Regions from separate parts of the Homo sapiens genome. Here region 1 is linked to region 2. Evidence: chromatin contacts called from ENCODE Hi-C or POLR2A ChIA-PET data. All regions are on one chromosome and are shown on one strand. The core of a region is the stretch at or near the end of the contact, and the rest is flanking DNA. Distances in the headings are between cores, read along the strand shown.

Region 1 (5,623 bases), core at 2,353-4,852, 140 kb after region 2:
ACTTTTGACTGGCTGTACCATAAAGTTTATCATTTATTAAAACATCATTGTAGGGGGAGTAAGAGTAATTAAAATTCCAGTAATTTTTTGTGTGCCTACATGTGCTGGGCACGATGCCAGATGCTTTTTTGTTTATTGCTATTGAATACCACTTGCTCGGAGTGTAGGTGGACCTCTCCTTGCCCTGTCCCTTGAGGCTACGATGTGTTTGAGGACACATCTGGTGTGTCCACACAGCTGGTTGCTGTTTGGTCAGATTAGTACCCAGGTCTCTTGACTTTAAGTTGGCCACTTATTCATTTTACTATACCTTGTCTGCCTCAACTGGCCTAGAATAGTCTTGTTACATAAATTCTGGTGATGAGAGGCTCTAAAATGTATTCACAGCTTACCAATATTTTAGTTTCTGGGTAGAATGAAAATATTGAACTCCAAAGCCAGTAATCCCTCTGAAATCTTGTGTTACCAGAAGACATCCGGGGCTCTTGCTTCTTGCCTGATGTAAACATCCTTGAACCAAAAGTGAGACCAGCAGGGGAAGAAAGGGGCTAAACCGCTCATCCTCTTCTTCCCCACACTGGCTACCGCAGTTTGTTTGTGAAGGCTTGACTTAGGAGGCTAAGGAGGGAGGATCACTTGAGAGCCCAGAAGTCAGAAATCAGCCTGGACAACATAGTGAAACCTCTGTCTCAAAAAAAAAAAAAAAAAAAAAAAAAAGCTTCAGAAAGTGCATGCTGGAATTACAGGAAAAATGCCATTGGGATGGTGAGCACCTTCAATCCAATGCAAACCACGGTTGGAACTTAATCGTGTGTGTGTGTGTGTGTGTGTGTGTGAGTGTGTGTGTGTATGTGTGTGTGCATTTGGCGAGTTTTAGGAGTTAGGAGGCTTTATACTTTTATACGTGGTCTTTTGCACAATACACTTTGAAAACTGGCTTTTGAACCTTCAGACACTTAAAACAGGTATTTATAGCAATTTCAATGTCCCAGGCAAAAATTTTAAACTGTGCACTTAAACGTTAACCATGCATTTTTTTTTTTTTTTTTTTTGAGATGGAGTCTTGCTCAGTCACCCAGGCTGGAGTGCAATGGCTCGATCTCAGTTCACTGCAAACTCTGCCTCCCGGGTTCAAGCGATTCTCCTGCCTCAGCCTCCTGAGTAGCTGGGATTACAGATGCCTGCCACCGCGCCTGGCTAATTTTGTATTTTTAGTAGAGATGAGGTTTCACCATGTTCGTCAGGCTGGTCTCGAACTCCCGACCTCAGGTGATCCGCCCGCCTTGGCCTCCCAAAGTGCTGGGATTACAGGTGTGAACCACCGCACCCGGCCTTTTTTTCCTTTTTTTGGAGACAGAGTCTTGCTCTGTGGCCCAGGCTGGAGTGCAGTGGTGAGATCTCAGCTCACTGCAACCTCCTCCTTCAGATCTTGGCTCACTGCAACCTCCTCCTCCCAGGCTCAAGTGATTCTTCTGTGTCAGCCTCCTGAGTAGCTGGGATTACAGGCACCTGCCACCAGGCCTGGCTAATTTTTGTATTTTTAGTACAGATGGGGCTTCACCATGTTAGCCAGGCTGGTCTTGAACTCCTGACCTCAGGTAATCCGCCTGCCTCTGCCTCCCAAAGTGCTGGGATTACAGACGTGAGCCACAGCGCCTGGCCCTAACTATGCATCTTAATTTTTGTACTTACTCTCTGATGTGCTAACAGGACAGTAAAAGTGATTTAAGGCTGTTATATTTTCCCTTTATTTAAGAGATGCCTGGGGTTCTTAGCTCAGGAGGGATTCATAGCATGTCTTAAGCCACACCAGTGTTTTTCAGGACACGCTAGGGTGGACTTGGCAACTAGCAAAACACTGAGCTGCTGTGCCTAACTTTTACCCCTGTGTGCCAGTGTGCTTATTTCCTGTCTTAGGATTACTTGTAATTTGGTCTCGGGGAAGTTTTCTGGGTGAGTGCGTTGCACCAATTCCCTTATTGTTTTAAGAACGCAGTGACCTCACTTGGATCCAGGACTCTGCCAGCATTTAAAATCCCGCTCTTACGAAAGGTGAAACTCTTGCCTATAGTTAAGTATCACAGCTTGATCCCATTACAATGAGATGGAAGTTTGTCTGGGCCCGGAGTAGGCCAACAACAGCAGTTTTAAAAGCAGAACTCCCCGCGCTGGGTCTAACCCTGTTCTTGGTCACCGCGTTCGCTTCAGGAGCCTGGAAATCCTCTTTTGGCAGCAGAAGGGGGAGAGTGCTTGGAAATGCTCGGAGGAAAACGACTTTTGGAGGGGGAATAGCGGGGAGGGAAACAACAAGCAACCACCGGCCACACTTGGGGTGCAACTGGGGCTGTGGGGTGGGTAGAGGGAGAGGGAAAGTGAGCAGAACTGGAAGCTCAGAATAGAAGATACAAAAGAAAGTGCCAAGTAGTGAAAAAAACTGCAAAAGGACGGGGGGATGGGGGGAGGGCGACTGGGGAACGGTTTGGAAAAATAGCAATTAGTACAGCTAAAAATAAAGACCAATTTAGAGACAAAGCCAGATACACAAGGAGAAAAATAAAACTCGCCAGAAAGACAATTTCTTGCAAACCAAATGTTCAAGAAAATGGGGGCTAATGACATCCCCTCTGGGGCTGCTCCATAGAAGAAATGAAATAATAGGAGACCGTAGAGCGCGCAGCGCCCAGCAGGTGACGCCGTGGGGGCTTGAGTGGTCCCGGTCGTGGAGCCTGAAGGCCCTGCCAGAGGCAGTGCCCACGTGTCCCCAAAGTTAGAGAAGTGTCCCGAGAGCGCGGTGTGCGGGACAGAGCACCGCCCGGCGCAGGAACCGGGGGGTTCCTGCAGAATCCTCTCAGATCTCCCCGAGTCCTGGCGCCCGCGCGGCACGGCCGGGGAGAGGGCGCCCACCCGCGGCGGCTCGGCTAGCTCAGCGCACGGGCCCTGGGGACGCCCCACCCGCATTCGCGGGGCGGGAAGGCGCAGCGCCCACGAAGTCGAGGAGCAGCCAGGCCCCAGCAGGCGGGGATCCTGGTGACGAGGAGGCAAAGGCCACAGGCTGGGCCGCGCCCGGACTCTGCAGAACCGCGAGGCCTAGGCTTCCCAGCCTGTGACCCGGGAGGGGACCCCGCCCGCCACCTGCGAAGGCTCGCTGAGAGCCCCGAAGCGCGGTGCGCCCGCGGCGCCGTGCCAGTTTCTCCGGGGCTACAGGGAGAAGGCGGGAGACCGCGATGGGCCCGGGAGCTTGAAGCTGGGCGGGGCGGGCCGGGGCGGCATCTCAGGCGAGGGCCAGGGACCCCGGGACGCGCTAACCGCCTCCGCGGGGCTACTAAGTTCCCGGCGGCGCGGGCTCCCTCTGGGCCAGTGCACCTTATCCCAGGCGCGGGGCACACTCTGGGCGATCGGGGGTCACCCGGGGCTGCCCTGCCCTGCCCCGCCCGGGCACCCCGGAGCGGAACCGCGAGTCCTCACCAGCGGGGGCGGGCAGGGCGCACTGAGCGCGCCACGCGGCGCCTGGCTAGGAGGAGGGCGGCGGGCGGGGACCTAGAGCTCCGGGGCGGTGCTGAGCCCGCTCCTCCTCCTTGCCCTCCTCCTCCTCCTCCTCGCCCTCCTCCTCCTCCTCGCCTTCCTCCGGCTCAGCCGCCGCGCCGCCGGGCTGCTCCTTCTTCCTCCTCGGGCGCCCGCGGCGATGTTCAACCGCGCCGTGAGCCGGCTGAGCAGGAAGCGGCCGCCGTCAGGTAAGCGGCTTCGGGGGCCCGCGGGCTCGGGGTCGGGGCGCCGTTTCGCCCGCCCGGCCTCCTGCCCTCCCTCTTGTGCTCGGGCGCGGCTCGGTGGTACCTCCCAGACTGGAGCCCCGGCCGACCGCACCACCTCTCCCCGCTGGGTACCGCACCTTCGCGGTCCCAGCCGCGACGGGAGCGCAGAGCTCCTCCGGGAGCCCCGGGGAGGAAGTTTGGCTGAAAGAGGAACAGCCGCAGTTTTCTTTTTAGTGATGGTCTGGGAGAAAAAGGAGCGCCCCAAATCTCCAAACTTTGGAGGTGACATGGGGCTCCAGATTCCGAAAGCGGAACGGCGCGCGGGCTTCTCCCTCCGTGACGCTCTCCGCCTCCGCTGCGGGCGTGGGTGGAAGGATGCCGAGCGCCCGGGGGAGCACGGCTGGACCCGGGCATCCGACTGGGCCCCTGGGCCTGGGGCGTCGGGGGCCTTCGCTTCTGCCGCGAGGAGCCAAAAGGTGGGATCGCGAGGGTGGCGGAACCCCAGGATGGAGAAGGGCACTTCTGCGGTCCGAGCCAGCGAAGTTCTGACGTTACGAAGGATTCGCCTTGGCCGTCACTTTGGGCCAGCCTGAGCCACGATCTCGGGCAACTTGATAGGCCAAAGACCCCACGGTGAAGGTGGAGCCGTGCCCTTGATTCCGGTCCTTCCACCCTTTTGCTCATCACAATAGCTACGACCTGTGCAGGCCTTTGGGTGCGCCAAGGGCTTTGTCCACCGCGTTGGGTGAACTCTCCCTTCACCCCTAGGACAACCCGGTGAGTGAGGAGGGAGCGGAAGCCAGGCGCTGTTAGGTAACTTGCCCCAGTCACACTCCGCAGGTGATGGGGAGGCTTTCAAACCCAGGTTCCCCTGACTCTGAAGTTCGGGGGCTTTGCCGGGCTTCCCACGCCAAGATTCACTTCTGCTTGGCGCTCAGAGTCCCAACGCGTTGGTGCATTTCCTTTCTGCTCCTGGTATTTTATGAGGGACATTGTGGTTTAGAGACTGGGACCAGACTGGCTGGATCCGAATCTCACCTTCGCCATATTCACCAGCCGTGGGACCTTTCTGCAGAATGAGGTTCTGCACAGTGGGAATAACAGTAGCTACTCGCCTTTTAAAGTACTTAATTGGAACCTGTCTTCCATCCATCAGGTTTTGCAAATTATTGTATTTAATATGTAGGATTTCATAGGGTTGTTGTAATGATCTTACATTGTTGCCCGGCAAGTACTAAGTGCTCCGTTAGCGTTAGTGGTCATGTAAACCTTTTTGTGTTGCATGTGAGTCAAAGAATTCCCTTGTGGGTGTTAATGTTAACCAGTCTCTATGGTTGGCACAGGCCTGTGGAGCGCTGCTCAGAGCCTGGACTCGAATTAAACTCTTGGTTCTAACCTTGACTCTGTCATTCAGCAACACTGGGCAAATTACTTGATCTCTCTGTGCCTCCGTTTCAGTGATGTGCTGGAGCTGGCTCAAACTGGCTTGCAAGAGCCAGTTGCCAAATATTCAAAAAGTTTGGAAACTGGTTGTAAACCATAGGTAGCTTGAAAGTAGTTATGATGGGATATTTACATCATGAAAATCAACAAAGCTAAAAATGAAGGCTTCATTTTGACTCAGGAGAGCTGATGTTCCAGCACCTTTCTCCACCTGCAAAGTGGGTTTCATAGGGTTATGGGATTAAATACTCAAAACCATATGAAGCCCCTAGTACAATGTGTGGCACATAATAAAAGTGTAATAATTAGTAGCTTTTCTCCCTTTTGCCTGTTATAAATAGAGCTGCTATGAATAGCCCTGTACGCGTTACTTATTACTTTAGATTGCTTTTGGGTTGAAGACTGACAGATAGAACCATTGTATCCTGGGA
Region 2 (5,867 bases), core at 3,151-5,650:
TTATCTGCTGTCTCTCTCTCTCTCTCCCCTCCAGCACCCGATTACTCTTCATCTTCTTAGCCTGTTGTGCTCTGTCCTGAGTTGCCCCAGCATACCGTATTCAAACTGCTGGTTTACTCGATTCACTGCCCTAACCCCCTTACCCCTATTAGGCCTGAAGACAATGGATAGGCTTTACCCATCTTTATATTCCAGTCTTAAACTCACTGTGTTTCTTTTTCTTTTCTTTTTTTTTTTTTTTGAGTCAGGGTCTCACTCTATGACCCAGGCTGTGGAGTGCAGTGGCACAATCATGGCTCACTGCTGCAGCCTCGAACTCCTGGGCTCAAGTGATCCTCTCACCTCAGGATCACTGACAAGGTCGCACCACGTTTCCCAGGTTGGTCTCCTAGGCTCAAGCAACCCTCCCGACTTGCCCTCCCAAAGTGCCGGGATTACAGGCAAGAGCCACCGTGCCTGGCCTACTCTCTGTTCTTAGCAACAATTAGAATAATGTCTGCCGTATAGTAGGTATCAATATACCTGTGTAATCCAGGTAGGACAGGCTCCTCTTCTGTATCCTGGAGTACTTCTTGCTAAAATACAGTGAGGAGAGATGAGACAGGAATTAAATATTCAGTCTTACTGTCTCTCAATTTTGAAACTGCCTCAGACCATAGGACTCTCTAAGTTTAGTGACACCTGGTAGCACCTCCATGGCAGGGGTGGAGGGCTGCAGCTCTGCTGGAGACACTCTCCCAGTTGATCAGAATGTGCTTACCACCCTTTTGGCCGCCTCACTAGTCTTTGCCAACCCAAACCCCACTGGCTGCTACGGAGTCCACAATGAAAGGGGTCCCCAAGAGAGTATTCTTGGATCTCACGCAAGAAATAATTCAGGGTGAGTCTGCAGAGTAAAGTGAAAGCAAGTATATTAAGACAGTAAAGAATATAAGAATGGCTACTGTGGCCAGGCGCCTGTAATCCCAGCACTTTGGGAGGCCAAGGCGGGAGAATCATGAGGTCAGGAGTTCGAGACCAGCCTGACCAACATGGTGAAACCCCATCTCTACTAAAAATACAAAAATTAACCATGTGTGGTGGCGCACGCCTGTAATCCCAGCTACTCAGGAGGCTGAGGCAGGAGAATCGCTTGAACCCAGGAGGCAGAGGTTGCAGTGAACTGAGATCGCGCTACTGCACTCCAGCCTGTGTGACAGAGTGAGACTCTGTCTCAAAAAAAAAAAAAAAAAGAAAGAAAAGAAAAGAAAACAAAGGCCGGGCATGGTGGCTCACGTCTGTAATCCCAGCACTCTGGGAAGCTGAGATGGGCAGATCACCTGAGATCAGGAGTTCGAGACCAGCCTGACCAGTATGGTGAAACCCTGTCTCTACTAAAAGTACAAAAATTAGCAGGGCGTGGTGGCGCGCGCCTGTAGACCCAGCTACTCAGAAGGCTGAAACAGGAGAATTGCCTGAACCCCAGGGGGGCGGAGGTTGCAGTGAGCCAAGATCATGCCACTACACTATAGCCTGGGTGACAGAGCAAGACTCCATCTCAAAAAAAAAAAAAAAAAAAATAGCTACTGCAAAGACAGAGCAGCCCCAAGGGCTGCTGGTTGCTCATTTTTATGGTTATTTCTTGATTATATGCTAAACAAGGGGTGGATTCTTCATGCCTCCCCTTTTGAGACCAAATAGGGTAACTTTCTGATGTTGCCATGGCATTGGTAAACTGTCATGGTGCTGGCGGGAGTGTAGCAGTGAGGTCACTCTCATTGCCATCTTGGTTTTGGTGGGTTTTGGCCAGCTTCTTTACTGCAGGCTGTTTTATTAGCAAGGTCTTTGTGACCTGTATCTTGTGCTGACCTCCTATCTCATCGTGTGACTTAGAATGCCTAACCTTCTGGGAATGCAGTGCAGTAGGTTTCAGTCTCATTTTACCCAGCTCCTATTCAAGGTGAAGTTGCTCTGGTTCACATGCCTCCGGCAGACTGGAGGTACAGATAGATTTCACAGAGCAGCCAGTATAGTCTGGATGAAGGAACAAAGGAAACGACACAGTTCCCTTGTACCGTTCATGCGGAAAAGGTCTTATAGAATTAAGCCTCCAGAAAGAGGGGGCCCACAAAGACCCTCCTTTTCTCTCCATTTCTCCATCTGCGCTCAATACCCCCCTTCCTGCCAACCCCTCTTTCACGCACCCAGACCTGATACCTTTCTCTTTTCCTCCAGATACTTCTCTCCGTAGTTTACCCTGTTACCCTAACCTTGTTGATTTTTTTTTTCTGCTTAGTCCATCATTTTCTCAGAAATGTGTCTTAACATCTCCCACTATGATTGTGGATTTGTCTATTTCTCTTTTTAGTTCTGTCAACTTTGTTATGTATTTTAAAGCTTTGTTCTTTATTAAGTGCTGCATATCATGTATGAAAAATTACAGATATAATTTGAGGCCCTAGATGATAGTAAGATTTATTTTTGCTTCTGGAAGGCAGTTGGGGTCTGGGCAGGCACCCTTAATCCAGTGGTTTTCAACCACAGGTGATTTTCCCCACCAGGGGACATTTGGCAATGTCTGGAGAAAGTTTGGTTGTCAGAATTTGGGGAAGGAGAGGTGCTACTGGCATCCAGTGGTTAAAAGCCAGGAATACTAAACATTGCATAGGATGGTCCACTGATAATGTCAATTTATCAGTGTCAATAGCACTGAGGTTGCGAAAGCTTGCCCTAATCCAATTATCAGAGGCGTTTGAACCAAAGTAACTCCATCTTGAGTAGGGGCTGCGTAAAATAAGGCTGAGACCTGCTGGGCTGCATTCCTAGAAGGTTAGGCAATCTAAGTCATGGGATGAGATAGGAGGTCAGCAGAAGATACAGGTCATAAAGACCTTGCTAATAAACCAGGTTGCAGTAAAGAAGCCGGCTAAAACCCACCAAAGCCAAGATAGTGACAACAGTGACCTCTGGTTGTCATCACTGCCACACTCCACTTGCACCATGACAGTTTACAAATGCCATAACAACATCAGGAAGTTACCCTATATGGTCTCAAAAGGGGAGGCATGAATAATCCACCCTTTGTTTAGCATATCATCAAGAGATAACCATAAAAATGGGCAACCGGCAGCCCTCGGGGCTGCTGTGCCTATGGGGTAGCCATTCTTTTATTCCTTTACTTTCCTGATAAACTTGCTTTCACTTTACTCTATGGACTCACCCTGAATTCCTTCTTGCTCCAGATCCAAGAACCTTCTCTTGTGGTCTGGATCAAGACCCCTTTCCTGTAACACAGTCAAACGGTAAGCCAATGGGAAGCTGGGTTTCAGTCTTTGTGAGAGTTTCTCTATTTTCATTCCTGTTCCTTCCAAAGGGTGAGGCCCTTTGGAAGTTGAAAGCTGGCGGCGACTACTTGAGCTCTTCCTTCCTTAGCATGAGACTGCTGGGAGCTTCTCTGCCTCATGAAATAGGCAAATGCCTCAAAATTCAAAGCTCTGCTAACCCTTCTCTCCAGGACCTTGACCCTCAAATCCTCACCCCCTTGGCGGCTCACCTTCAGATAGGTCTTGTTTGTTTTGCCAGCTTTTCTAGCTGCTCCGGATAGGAGGACTGATCTGCCAATCTGCCTTTAGGGGAAACAGCAAGAGATTGCCTCTCAGTCTTTTCTTGAAGCTTTCAAATGCAGGCTTTAGGCCTATTGTGATGCTAATGGATCTCCTCTGCCCTTACTTTGCCCATTCTGCATGGAGGGGGCAGCTCTAGTCCCCCAAGCATGAAAGAAGTTGGGTACTCCCGGTTCTGATCATTACTGCCACCAGGAAGAGCTACGGGGTGAGAGGGGGGATGGATTTCTCCCTAGTTATGTAAGAAACAAGCAGGTCTCACCCTTCATTTTTCCTTTCTCATACAAGGTGAAATACTGCAGTCTCATACGAGGAAGCATGTTTTTCCTGTTAACATTATTTCGATCCTGGTCCTTAGGGAAAAATAAGCCCGGCATTAAAGTGCGGGGAGCACTCACCTTCCCCCACCCCACAGTCTGGCTTATAGTGCTAGAACACCAACCAAGTGGTGACTGGGCCGGACCACAAATGGATGCGGATGCGGTCAGCTCCCGTTATGAGGATAGAATTCTAATCAGATTGTGGATCCGATTACTTCTGACTCATAAATCTCCCTGACTTTAGAAAACAGGGATATCTTATTTATTGGAGGAATGACAGTGTGAACAGAGGCGTGGCTGCGTTCTCACCAGCTGAGATAAACGCCGACCAGACCAGCACAGACATCCTGTGCTCGTTTCCTTTACTTGGTTTTTCAAATAAAGCCTTTGTGTGTCACTGGTATTGTGAGGAATACGAAATAATGAAAGAAGTGATTCTTCAGGTGAGTCATTCTATTATAAAATGGAGCCCACCGTCAGGAACTGCTCCCTGAGAGAGCAGGACAGGATTTCCCTGCGCGGGGAGTGAAAGCAGAAGGCGCAGTCACGACGCGCCCCCTACTGGTCAGCGAGGAGAAATCCCTCACCTCAGGTTTCAATTAGTGCGGGTGAGTCCTGAATTAGGAACCTCAGACCTGAGGCCTGGTGTGGTGGCTCACACCTGTAGCCCCAGCACTTTGGGAGGCCGAGGCAGGTGGATCACTTGAGGCCAGGAGTTTGAGACCAGCCTGGCCAATATGGTGAAACCCCGTCTCAGGTAAAATAACAAAAATCAGCTTGACGTCGTGGCACACACCTGTATACCAGCTACTCAGGAGGCTGAGGCAGGAGAATCGCTTGAACCCGGGAGGCGGAGGTGCAGTGAGCCGAGATGGCGCCATGGCACTCCAAAGAATCACAGAACTGGCCAGGCACGGTGGCTCACGCCTGTAATCCCAGCACTTTGGGAGGCCGAGGTGGGAGGATCACCTGAGGTCAGGAGTTCGAGGCCGGCCTGGCCAAAATGGCGAAACCCCCCTCTCTACCGAAAAATGCGAAAAGTAGCCGGGCATGGTGGTGCCCAACTACTGGGGAAGCTGAGGCAAGAGAATTGCTTGAGCCAGGGAGGCCAACGGAGGTTGCAGTGAGCTTAAGTCGTGCCACTGCACTCCAGACTGGGTGACAGAGAGGAACCTTGTCTCAAAAAAAAAAAAAAAAAAAAAAAAGAAAGAAATATTACTGAGAATCACAGAACTGAAGTGGAATTCCATGAATCCAATGGAATTACATTAAATTCCATGAGTAGGAATCCAATTCCATGAATGAAATTTCATGAATCCAATGGGATTCATGGAATTGCTGACACACAGTGAGATACTAAGGAGGCTAGGAGGCTAAGATGAAGAGCCCCTGTCTCAGGACTCCAGGGCCTAATTTAACAGCCACAATCTGCCAAGGTCAGAGGTAGCCTTAACGTGTACTGTACTCATAAATCAATCTCCCTGGAGATTTCAAACCTTCAAATTGCTTTGGTAAAGCCTTAACTCCTTTCAACCTGAGGAAGTCGATTGAAGAAAAAAGCCTTAGCTCTAAAGAAAGATTTTGAGTTTCTCATTCCAGTGGACCACAAAAAAATAAAAAAGAAAGAAAGAAAAATCGCATTTGTGCAAAATCAACCATTTACATTTTATACTAATCAGTAAGTTATTCTTGGGCCTCGTGCTTGTTTGTAAACACATGCCTTCTCTCTTTCATTCTAACTGGAAACTTTATCCTTAAATCTGTTCGTGCAATAATTATGAAATGTAATTTTATTTTTAAACAATATATTTTCTTTTGTTTGTTAATTTCTTACTTTTTTTTTTTTTTAGACAGAGTCTATGTTGCCCAGGCTGCAGTGCAGTGGCGTGATCTCGGCTCACTGCAACCTCTGCTTCCTGGGTTCAAGCTATTCTCCAGCCTCAGC

Evidence for each region. A loop is a pair of places that touch in the nucleus more often than their neighbours do. ChIA-PET counts read pairs that join two places held with the same protein, here RNA polymerase II (POLR2A). Pooled maps may share reads with other maps.
Region 1: a pooled map shows a loop between it and region 2 (8-fold over the local background). The contact joins the promoter of RGS10 here to the enhancer-like site in region 2. A Hi-C loop is called at or near these places in 7 of 50 pooled maps. POLR2A ChIA-PET finds 5 or more read pairs at or near these places in 3 of 52 experiments (CD8-positive, alpha-beta memory T cell, H1 and HEK293).

Annotation. Positions count from the first base shown.
Region 1 is chr10:119,540,698-119,546,320 of GRCh38, reverse strand. It overlaps RGS10 (regulator of G protein signaling 10), which reads left to right and starts at 3,602. Exons shown (of 5, transcript NM_001005339.2): 1 at 3,602-3,731. The coding sequence starts at 3,683. RefSeq lists enhancers at 1,839-2,347, 2,610-2,689 and silencers at 2,900-3,059, 3,110-3,179, 3,190-3,929, 3,980-4,149.
Region 2 is chr10:119,685,269-119,691,135 of GRCh38, reverse strand. No RefSeq gene overlaps it. Among named protein-coding and RNA genes, the nearest start is that of BAG3, 37 kb to the right of the region's middle. RefSeq lists enhancers at 2,627-3,563, 3,564-4,500. Within about 2 kb of position 4,400, at least 15 of the 41 ENCODE cell types and tissues checked have a DNase peak (open chromatin) inside an H3K27ac peak, as active enhancers do.